Linked DNA regions of Mus musculus: region 2 is linked to region 1. Evidence: chromatin loops called from intact Hi-C (ENCODE). Cell type or tissue: left cerebral cortex. All regions are shown on one strand. Region 1 overlaps Man1c1 (mannosidase, alpha, class 1C, member 1). Region 2 overlaps Ldlrap1 (low density lipoprotein receptor adaptor protein 1).

The links. A loop is a pair of places that touch in the nucleus more often than their neighbours do. Peaks named below come from ENCODE experiments on the same cell type or tissue, not always from the same donor. Only the 100,000 strongest peaks of a DNase experiment are listed, where the experiment ranks them.
Region 2: it touches region 1 in a loop (2.0-fold over the local background); 1 of 42 quality-filtered maps calls a loop at or near these places.

What each region holds. Positions count from the first base shown.
Region 1 is chr4:134,622,814-134,627,813 of GRCm38, reverse strand. All of the region lies in intron 2 of Man1c1 (mannosidase, alpha, class 1C, member 1), which reads left to right. Among named protein-coding and RNA genes, the nearest start is that of Gm42326, 33 kb to the right of the region's middle. In left cerebral cortex, a CTCF peak has its summit at 1,968 (motif pointing right); DNase peaks (open chromatin) are centred at 985, 1,280 and 3,551; H3K27ac peaks cover 3,191 bases.
Region 2 is chr4:134,747,326-134,752,325 of GRCm38, reverse strand. Ldlrap1 (low density lipoprotein receptor adaptor protein 1) reads left to right here. Exons shown (of 9, transcript NM_145554.2): 5 at 1,872-1,944; 6 at 2,284-2,367; 7 at 2,859-2,989; 8 at 4,010-4,044. Among named protein-coding and RNA genes, the nearest start is that of Ldlrap1, 18 kb to the left of the region's middle. In left cerebral cortex, a CTCF peak has its summit at 2,858 (motif pointing left); a DNase peak (open chromatin) is centred at 3,234.

The DNA of each region.
Region 1 (5,000 bases):
GGGACAGCACAGGCCACACCCAGGAGGCCACTGTCTGACAGGGGTTGGGAAGTGTGGGAGTGGGGTCTGGGCGTCAGAGATCTCTGTGCACTCAGCCGTAGATCACTCCTCATGGCTCTGTGCAGGCTGACTACTTCATTAAGTATAACACATGGGGCCCATGGGCCCACAGAATGTTTTAATTTCAATTTCTTTTCGAATCAGAAGAAAAAAAAAAGCACATGTAATAATGTACCCAGATGAGATCAGACACATCTTTATAGTGATACAGCTGTAAATGGCCCTTTTCTCTCTTTGTAACAGAGGAAGTGGAGTTGGGTATGATAGTGTAGGCTTACAGTCCCCACATTGAAGGTTGGAGGCAGGAGGATCAGGAGGTCAAAGTCTAGCCTGGACTAAGAGTGAGAACTTGTCTCAACCAAACAAGAAAAGAAAAGCGCGAGAAAGGGGTCCCAAAGACCACCTGCGAGGCCCCAGGAAGTCATATGGACCCCGGTGCGTAGAGCTGCCTTTCCCTGCCTAGTGGATCTGAATCCTGGGCCTGTCTCACTGTTGCCCCCAATGTTGACCTTAGCAACCCAGCAACAGCCTGTTTCCTCCTCTCTTCAAATCAGGATGCTTCCTCTTGAGCGCCAGCCATTACATCTTAAAGGGTGAACAGACTCCAGGGGGTGACCTGCCCCTGCTGCACAGGTGGTCAGATCTGGGCTGCCTCCAAAGCTGAGACCTCTTTCTTTTCTGGGCCAGTAGGGGTAGGTGAGGTGGGGGGTGTAGGACCATGCATGTATGAGGGCCTCAGGCAGCTTCAACATCAGGCTCAGAGGCACCTAGAGGAGGCAGGACTGTGTTCTGATGACTTAGAAGGGGGCTGCTCTATCAACGCTGCTTGCCTTGGTAGCTGGTGTCCCTCTTCCCTGCCTTAGGATCTAAAAATAAGAAGCCAGACTAACCTTCCTCACGCGGAGGATGAGAAAGAATCTCGAACACTCCAGACAAAGCTGTCGCTTGACATTCCCTGCCACCCTAAGAGGCTGCAGCTCCTGGCTAATGAAGAAGACTTCTGTGGGGGGAAAAAAAAAAAAACTGAAGCCTGCTTTCTTGCCTGAAGCAAACCCTGAAGTGGCTTCATTTGAAGGGCTTGAATTCCCGAACATCAAACTCCCTCAGACCAAGAAGCAAGTGCAAAAAAGTTCCTGCAGTCTTTGAAAAATGTATTCTCTGGGCTCTGCCAGGTTCTGGGGGCTGGCTGTACATGTCTCTCCTTCAGGGAACAGGGAGTGGGAGCAAGTCTGGGCATCTCTCCAGGGTCCAGCCTCCCCTCCCAGAACATGTTGGAGTGGATAGCTCAACCCACGGACTGGGGAAGGTGAACCCTCTACGGCTGGGTGGTTAGCTAGAAAGTTGTACAGGCTTCAGTATCAGGAAACCTTGTGTACCATGTGCTTGCTGCCTGTGTGAACCTCGGGGATATGAGTCAACATTCCTGTGCCTCAGTTTCCTTTCCTGGAAACATGGGAATTGCGATGGTTGAGGGTGAGCTTAGTTAATGCATCATAAGGACATTTTCTGACTTTGATGCCTTTATTATTAATCTTGGGGTTTGGGTTTTTTTGAGAGAGTCTTCCGTAGCTCAAGCTGGCCTTGAACTCCTCGTTGTAGCTCTGGGTAGCCTTGAGCTCCTGTTCCTCCTTTCCCCGTTCCCTCAGTGCTGAAATTGCATGCAAGAGACACTGTGCTCAGCTCCCGTCACCATTATCGACATCATCTTTCTCGTGAATATTTCCTGATCTGTCTATTAAGGAGCCCCTTCCCTGCTGTACCATCTGTGGCCCCTTTAACCCACCTTCCCTTGAACATGGGCTCGCCAGCTCTGAAATGAACTCGATAGTAAAGCTATTCATCTTTTAAAAACACTTTTATTATTATTTTTTTTAAAGTACATATCACTGTGTGTTATGCACATGAGTGCAGTTCCTGCAGAGACCAGAAGGGGACGTCATAGCCTCTTGACGTTCCAGGCAGCTGTGAGCTGCCTGGTGTGGATGTCAGGAATTGAACCCCTGTCCTCTAGAAGTTCAGGGCACGATCTTAACCGCTGAGCTATCTCTCCAGCCCAGATTTGGTACCCACACGTCCCATTGGAGTTTGGTTCCATCTACAGCAGACTCAGTTTGGGGTGGGGGTGGGGTGGGGTCTGGAGCTGGCCTGGGAATCTGGGTTGAGCACAATATCTCTGTGTCTCTATGATGGTTCTGATATCTTAGACCAGGTAAGCGAGCACTGCTACAGAGCCAGGTCAGGGCCCTGAAGTGACTAGCCCCTGCTAGTTGACCCAGATAGGATTTTGGCACCTCAAGCCCCCTACTCTCATCCCATAGGTGCCAAGTCTGCCTTGTAGCTGGGCTCCTGCTATACTGGGGACAGTAGGGGTGGCCTGGAAAACAGCCATATGTGCAGTGGCTCAGCTGATGTTAGCTGACAGACTACAGAATCTGCACACGGCAGGTAGACCAGTTGTAAGAACCCGTCTTCCAGCTGGCCACATGCTAAGTACTTGAGACTACTACCCACCCCAGTGGAGAACATCTCCCATCAACCTCATACTGTTTCTAAGGCGTTGCCAAGGAGGGGCTGAGCTATGGGTGGATATCAGCCTCCAATGGGACTTCGGTACTTCTAATAAGAAAAACCTTGAAGGCCAGCAAGATGGCTCAGAGGGTAAAGGTGTTAGTGGCCAAGCCGGATAGCCTGTGTTGGATACATCCTGGGGCACACCTAAAGATGGAAGGAGAGGCCCGATTCCACAGAGAAGGAAGCTAAGAATCTGTCCTTCATGTGTGCTGTGTATTGGTAGTTCCAGCTTCTCAAGAAGCTGAGGCAGGAGGATGACTGAGGACTGACCCAGGTTATATGGTAAGATCTTCTATGAAGAGGGGAGAGTGAAGGAGGTTAAAGAAGCCTTATTGCAACAAACAGCTCTTCCCCATGACAGGTCTGGGCCCTGCCTCCCTAGCCCAGGCTGGCTATACCCACAGACACCACCACTGTGCAGGCCTGGCACATCCTGCTCACCTCTCCTCTGATCAATGGCCAGAAAAGCAGGTCTGTGGCCTTGGGGTTCCCAGCAAGTACTTTATCTCTTCCAAGGCTGAGTGGCTCTCATCCATCCCTTATCTCCCTTCCGGCCTCCAACCACCATTGCCTGCATGAGGTTCACTGGATTAATGCCTCTCTCTAAAGATCGGCACTGCGGCAGGCAGACACTATTTTCTGAAGGCAGGTGCAGCCTCCCACTGGCCCCCAATCCCCTCCCCGTCCCCATCAGATGCCTGAACAAATGAGTGTGCTTCAGAGCTGCACAGCCCCCAGCGTGAGGAGAGGAGGGAAGCAGGCCCCCCAGAGATGCCAGGCAGGCTGGAGGAGCAGGGCCTCAGCCTGCTCACAGGCTTCCGACAGAGCCCCGAAGGGCGGTTGTTACACGGCTTACACATCTAACCGCTTCAGTTTGGCACGGGTCTGAGGTTGCTGGCTAAGCATCTTGTCAGCGTCAACACAGCTGACAGAGTTACGACACCAGGAATACTTAGAGTTTGCAGTTTTCCCGGCCTCCAGCTGATCCTGTGAAAATGTCACTTCTGTTTCCAGAGAGCTGATTTGTGTCCCAAATTTTCTCTTCTCTGTGGGAAGGGCCTCTTTGCCAGGTGGAGCAGAATCCTCTTGTCACCTGAGGCTCCGGTGTTAAGGGATCTGGAGACCCGGCGCATTTCACGTCTGGTTTGTCACTGGTTCTCAAGGCTAAGTTCCTACAGGATGGACTAGTGAATGAAGCAGTGCCAAAAACATGGCCATCTCCTATTTATATGTTCATTTATTAAATAATGTGTGTGTGTGTGTGTGTGTGTGTGTGTGTGCGTGCACGTGCACTGATACATTCAGAAGTGCATGTAGCAGCCAGAGTGGGTGCTGGGTGCCCCCCTCTATTTCTCTCCACTGTATTCCTTTGAGGCAGAGTCTAACTGAGCCTCTAGCTTGAGTCTTGCTAGCAGCCCAGAAGCCCCAGTGGGGAGGATGAGCCTGGTGAGTCATGTGTGTGTGTGTGTGTGTGTGTGTGTGTGTGTGTGAGAGAGAGAGAGAGAGAGAGAGAGAGAGAGAGAGAGATGTGTGGTGTGTGTGTGAGAGAGTGATGTGTGTGTGTGTGTGTGTGTGTGTGTGTGAGAGAGAGAGAGAGAGAGAGAGAGAGAGAGATGTGTGGTGTGTGTGTGAGAGAGTGATGTGTGTGTGTGTGTGTGTGTTTATGTTCTGTGTGTGCTGAGATCTGATCTTAGCCTTCACAGTTCTGCAGCAGATTCTGTTAACAGCCAGGCCGTCTCCCCAGCCTGACGCTGTCATTTTAAAGCTGCTTTCACGGACTCAAAGCCTTTCACCAGGTGGCATGTGCCCTCATCACTGATGTGCCTGTGTGTCTGTCCAGTCTGGTGAAGTTTGAGCAAACTCTGTTATCCGTGTTGGCATTGTCTGAGTATGGAAAACAATTTTTAAAAAGATTTATTTATTTATTTTATGTATGAGTACACTGTAGCTGTCTTCAGACACACAGAAAAGGGCATCAGATCCTATTACAGATGGGTTGTGAGCCACCATGTGGTTGCTGGGAATTGAACTCGGGACCTCTGGAAGGCCAGTTAATGCTCACAACTGCTGAGCCAACCACTTCTTAGCCCAGGAGAACAATTTTTTTGAAATGGTTTTTCTATGCAGCCCTGGGTGTCCTGGAACTTGCTATGTAGAACAGACTGGCCTCAAACCACGGAGATCTGCCTGCCTCTGCCTCAAGTGTGCTAGGATTAGAGGTGTATGCCACTATAATAGCCTTGGAAGTCTTTTCAGCTCTTGAAATTACTTAATCTGTATGTGTGCACGTGTGTGTGCTTGAGTGTGCAGCCTTGCTGGAGGAAGTGTGTCACTGGGGGGTGGGCGTGCTCTTAGAGACTCCATGGCCT
Region 2 (5,000 bases), 120 kb before region 1:
AGCCTCAGCTCTGCGAGCGAGCGCGGCCTCTATGCTCAGAAGGGGAGGAGTTTAGGCTCACCACGTAGGCATAGGCTGGGACACCCCAGTTCTGTCTGGCCAAGGGACAGAGCTGTTTCCTCCACGTAGACCTTAGTATTCTTTGTACAGAAGTTAACGTGGGAGCCAGGTAAACCCTGGCAGGGCTGATAGTGAGCACAGGGCGTGTGTATGCTGCATGCCTGCCCCTCTTTGACTTATTGATGAGGCCTGCTTCTGGGGAGCAAGATAAGGATGTGGACAGTTGGGCCAAGTGGAATCTTCTGGCTAATAAGACAGACAGATCTACAGCAGAGGTCCCAGGAGGGCAGCACAGTGGCCTGGGGAATACAGGTCTTCCCTCTGGGTGTTCCCGTGACACATCGATGGGGAGGGGTCCCTGGGAAAGCAGGTCACCCCCAGGCCTTCCCAGCCCAGCCCTGCAGCTACCTGCCCTTATTGCTTCACATTTCAGCTCCGGTTACATGTTTACTACGACTTACTGTACCCGGCAGAGGGGCAGGAAGGCAAATGAACCAGATTTATGTAAACAGCATAAACCTCTGTCCCCGGGTTACTGCAGGTAGACATAATGGCGTTTCCGTAGCCGTGCCACATGGGTGACCAGCCCTTGCTCCAGAGTATAGTGCTCTGACTTGGGCTGGTAATTAGCCCATATTTTTAGTTCATGGGCAATTCTCAATGGTAACTGGGTCTATTAAACTCGATTCAGACGTGACAGCTTAAATTGTAAACAGCTGTGAAGAGTTTCATACTTAATTACCATATTTAAGTTTTACCATAAAGCATCCGTACTTCCTTCAAAAATGTAAATGACGGAGACATTCAAATGAGATTTTATACTTTGTGAGGTTTAATTGGCGCAGATCAGTCCGTTTGGAGAGTTCAAAAAAATTTTTTTTAAAAGAGTTTTGAAGGCGGTGGCCACAAATTTATTTCTCAATTAAATCGAGTTGTCTGGTGGAAGCTGCTCAACACTGAGCTTGTTCTGCAATTGAAGGAGTGTGGTGCCCTTCCCTGCACTCCCAGCGCCGAGCCGGTTACCACAGGATGGGGCTAACAGGAGACTGTAGCCCCAATCAGGACCTTAGACACCATCGCTGTCACTTGAGGGCTCTGTCTGAGCTGTGGTTCTCTCCTCGATTGTAGGAAACATACACATTGGGATGTAAGCCTATGAGATAGAGACACTTCCACCAGCAGATTCCAGAGGGAGGTGGGCAGGTCTGTAAAGCCCTGTGTTGGTGACAGAGGTGGCGCCAAGGCACCCGCTCATAGGCTGGTCATGTGCTAGATGGCTTTTGTTCCTAACCCTTGCCAGCATCTCGATTGTGCTACCTCCTACTTTGCTGGGGGGGGGGGTGTCAGTTTTCAGCGGCTGGCACCCCCAAATGCCCTGTAACCCTGAATAGTGGGACTTCCACTATTCATTAGTAGTTCATTCAAGTATGGTTAGGCTCTTCGCCTCCTGTCTTCTGCTACCTGGTCCAAGAGTTCTGTGAGTGTAGGGAATCCTCAGATAACCCAGGAGGACTTCCCAGAAGAAGTAGCCCTCACAGTTGGTTTAGGTATGCCTGAAGAGGCAGGTGGTGAGCAGCCATTGTTGGAGGGACTGGACAGGAAGTGCTTCAGTAGGTTTCAGCTGCCTCTCCAGGCTGTGGCTTCATTATGCCCTAGGCTGTTTGTGGGAAATGAGAGAGCTAGGCCCCTGCCCCCTTCCCTCAGCCTTTCGGAGCTTGGCATGGGGTGGGCACCCCCTCAGCCCTCCAGTTCATACTTGCTTTTGCTGGCTGACACTGCACCCATCCCCACCCCCATTTCCTGTTTTTCAGGCCCAAGCCGTCACCCTGACTGTAGCCCAAGCCTTCAAAGTTGCCTTTGAGTTTTGGCAGGTGTCCAAGGAAGGTGAGTCTTCCCCCCCCGGGCACTGTGAGTGATGTGGGAAGGGACAGGTTCCAGGCAGGCGTCAGACCCAGGCTGACCCCACCCTCATCTCGTCCTGGGTTTGTGGTTCTGAACAGGTCCTGTTACTTCTCTAAGCCTCAGTTTCCCCATCTGGACAAAGGCCGTCTTCCCCCTCCTTTAGAGTGTTTGGGTTTAAGGGAACCCTGGAAGGTGTTGCTCCTCTTTGATGGCGACCTCCGCCTGCCTCTGAGCATACTCAGCCTGCCTCCTCCCCAGTGGCTAATTGGAGACGGTGGTGTCTGCTTTAAGGGCTCAGCAGCTCATGCCTTGATCCCACAGAGAAAGAGAAAAGGGAGAAAGCCAACCAGGAAGGAGGAGACGTCCCAGGGACCCGACGGGACAGCACCCCCTCACTGAAAACCTGTGAGTCTTGGGCACCAGGCTTGCCCTCTACCCAGGCCTTCCCTCCTGGACTCTTGCTGTTTCCTGTTCTGTTAAAGTCTGCAACACAAGTGCCTTGTCGGGAGCTAAGAGGTTGCTGTGCTTGCTCGTGCGCGTACCTGGGTGTGCCCTAGGAATACGCACAAGTGCATATGCGCTCCTGTCTGCCTCAGAGCCCGGTAGACATCCCAGCCTACTTGGTGTGCTTTTGTGCATTCAGTTCCTGTTAGGAATTTGCAGGTTCCAGGTCTGCCCTCTGGGGCCACAGGTCCTCTCTAGCAAGCAACTGCCCTGGAGCTCCAGGTGGAACTGGGTCCGGGTGGGGATCCAGGTGATCAGGGTCCTACATCTGGACAAGGTCAGAGTCCGAGAACAAGTCAGGACCAGTATAGTGCAGGAGTACCAGAATGCTTGCAGAGGCCAGAGGGGCTGTACCTCCTTTCTTCCTAATGTCCCCAACTGACTCCCCCTAGTGGTCGCTACCGGGAACCTGCTGGATTTGGAAGAGGTGGCTAAGGCCCCGTTATCTACAGTCAGCGCTAATACCAACAACGTGGACGAGACACCACGGCCTCAGGTCTTGGGCAACAACAGCGTCGTCTGGGTGAGTAGCTCTGTGGCCTGGGCATGGTTTGGGGATCCAGTGAGCTTTAGCCAGGTCTCTGAACGAGCATGGAGTGGTTCCCAGGTCCAGGCCCTGAGACCATGACTTAGAGGCCTCTGGGCGGACTAGACCCAGCACAAAGAACCCAGGCTCTGGGTGGAGTGGCTGAACAATGTCCCCTCTGAAGCCACGGTTGTGTCCTTGACAGGCCTGGTCCCCAGCACAGCCGTCTCCTCACAATACTCTGACTTGGAGTCTGTGGCCCTTCCCACCCTGAGCAGCAAAGGCTCCCTTGTTCTGGGCATGGCAGGTTTGTGCCTGGCATCTTCCCTTCTCAGCTGTCTAAGGGCACAGCCCTGCTGCTGGCTCTCAGGACTCATGGCCTGCGCCTGACCTCTGTGTCAGCTTTTTCTTTCCCTCAGTGAGGACACTGGCCTTCCACAGCATCTCCCAGAGGAACCTGAATGGCTCTTAATTTCAGTTTTCATTTGGGTTTCAGTCGGTTTCAGTCTGTATTATCCCAGTGCATCATAGACAATGCAGATGTTAGCATCCTAGCAGCACTGACGGACCGATTGGACCCTGCTCCAGCATCTGCGGATTCCTTGCTCCATTTGGTCCTGGCTAGCCTTCTGGGCCAAGAGTCACTGTGGAATGACACCTGGTGACTGTCATGGTTCCAGCCTGGCCTGGCCTGGCCTGGCCTTGCCTTGCCTTGCCTTCCTTTCTTTCTGTCAGGTTGTTTTGACTTTTGAGACAGAGGCTCTCTACATAGCCCTGGCTGTTCTGAACTTTGGCCTCAAACTCAGAAATCTGTCAAGTACTAGGATTAAATGTATGGTCCACAGGCCAGGCCCCAGTTTTGAGACCATGGATTGGGTATGAAGGAAGCCTGCCTGTGCTAGTTCCTATAGGCACCCCCTCCCCCCACCACACACACACATACAGGTCCCGGGTCCCTGTAGCTCCCTTGGGGACACGACCCCACCCAGAGTTCTTACTTCTCCATTTGTTTCCCAGGAGCTGGATGACGGCCTGGACGAAGCATTTTCAAGGTAACAAACACTCTGAGGGCTTGTGCTCGGTGCAGGTCTCGGGCTGGACCTGGGCTCTCCTTTACCCTTGGGCTTTAGCTTTCTGCACAACAATTCTTGGATTTCTCGAGACCGGGAGCTTACTACGAAGGAACGAAAACCTTGCATGGTGTCTGATGTGTGAAAAAGCTTTTGCAGTTCAGTCAAAATGCAGGCGTAGCTTGAGAAGGCTGCGGGTGAGGACTGGGTTCCTCTGGTTCCTCTGGCCCGGGTCCCTGGGCCTCCTTCGTTCCCCCTTTGGATGCAAAGGGTCTTCATTGCCTCCTGTCTCAGGGCTTTGCTTAGGGTTGGTGCCTTTGCCCTCCAGCCTCCCTCCTCCCTCTTGCACCTCTTGCTGCAACCAGGGTCCGATCAGCAGGTGAGGCCTGGCCAAGGACTCAGGCCTCTTTCTCCCACCTTCCCGAGTCACTGCCTGACTTGTCCCACATTTGAAAAACAGCTTCATCTACTTTTCATGAATGTTTGGTTGTCACAGGTCCTTACTATCAATTTCAAAAATCAAATCACTGTATTATAGTCCCTTGGCCCAGACTGGCCCCACGTCTGCTGACCCTGATCATGAGCATGCCTGGTATCTGTTAGCTCACAGCCTTGGTCCTGGGGCCTGTGCAGTCACTCAGGGCTGTCAGAGGCCTCCATCCAGGTGTTTATATCCCCTACGGTTCCCTCCTGAGGACAGAGCGACCTTGCACTGGCCTCTCCAGGCTCCTCCGGACAGTAAGGCAGACAGAACAAACCAGTAATGTCTCCTGTGTGACTGTCAAGCACATACTAACCCCACTCACGCCAAGTCTTCTCATTGAACATTTCCTGCCTACGACTGGCTCAGTGGATGCCCTGGCCTCTGTTAGAGCAGGGTATCACGGCTCTGATTCTCTTGGGCATCCTGTTGTCTGGGGCTCTACTTCCTCTGCGGA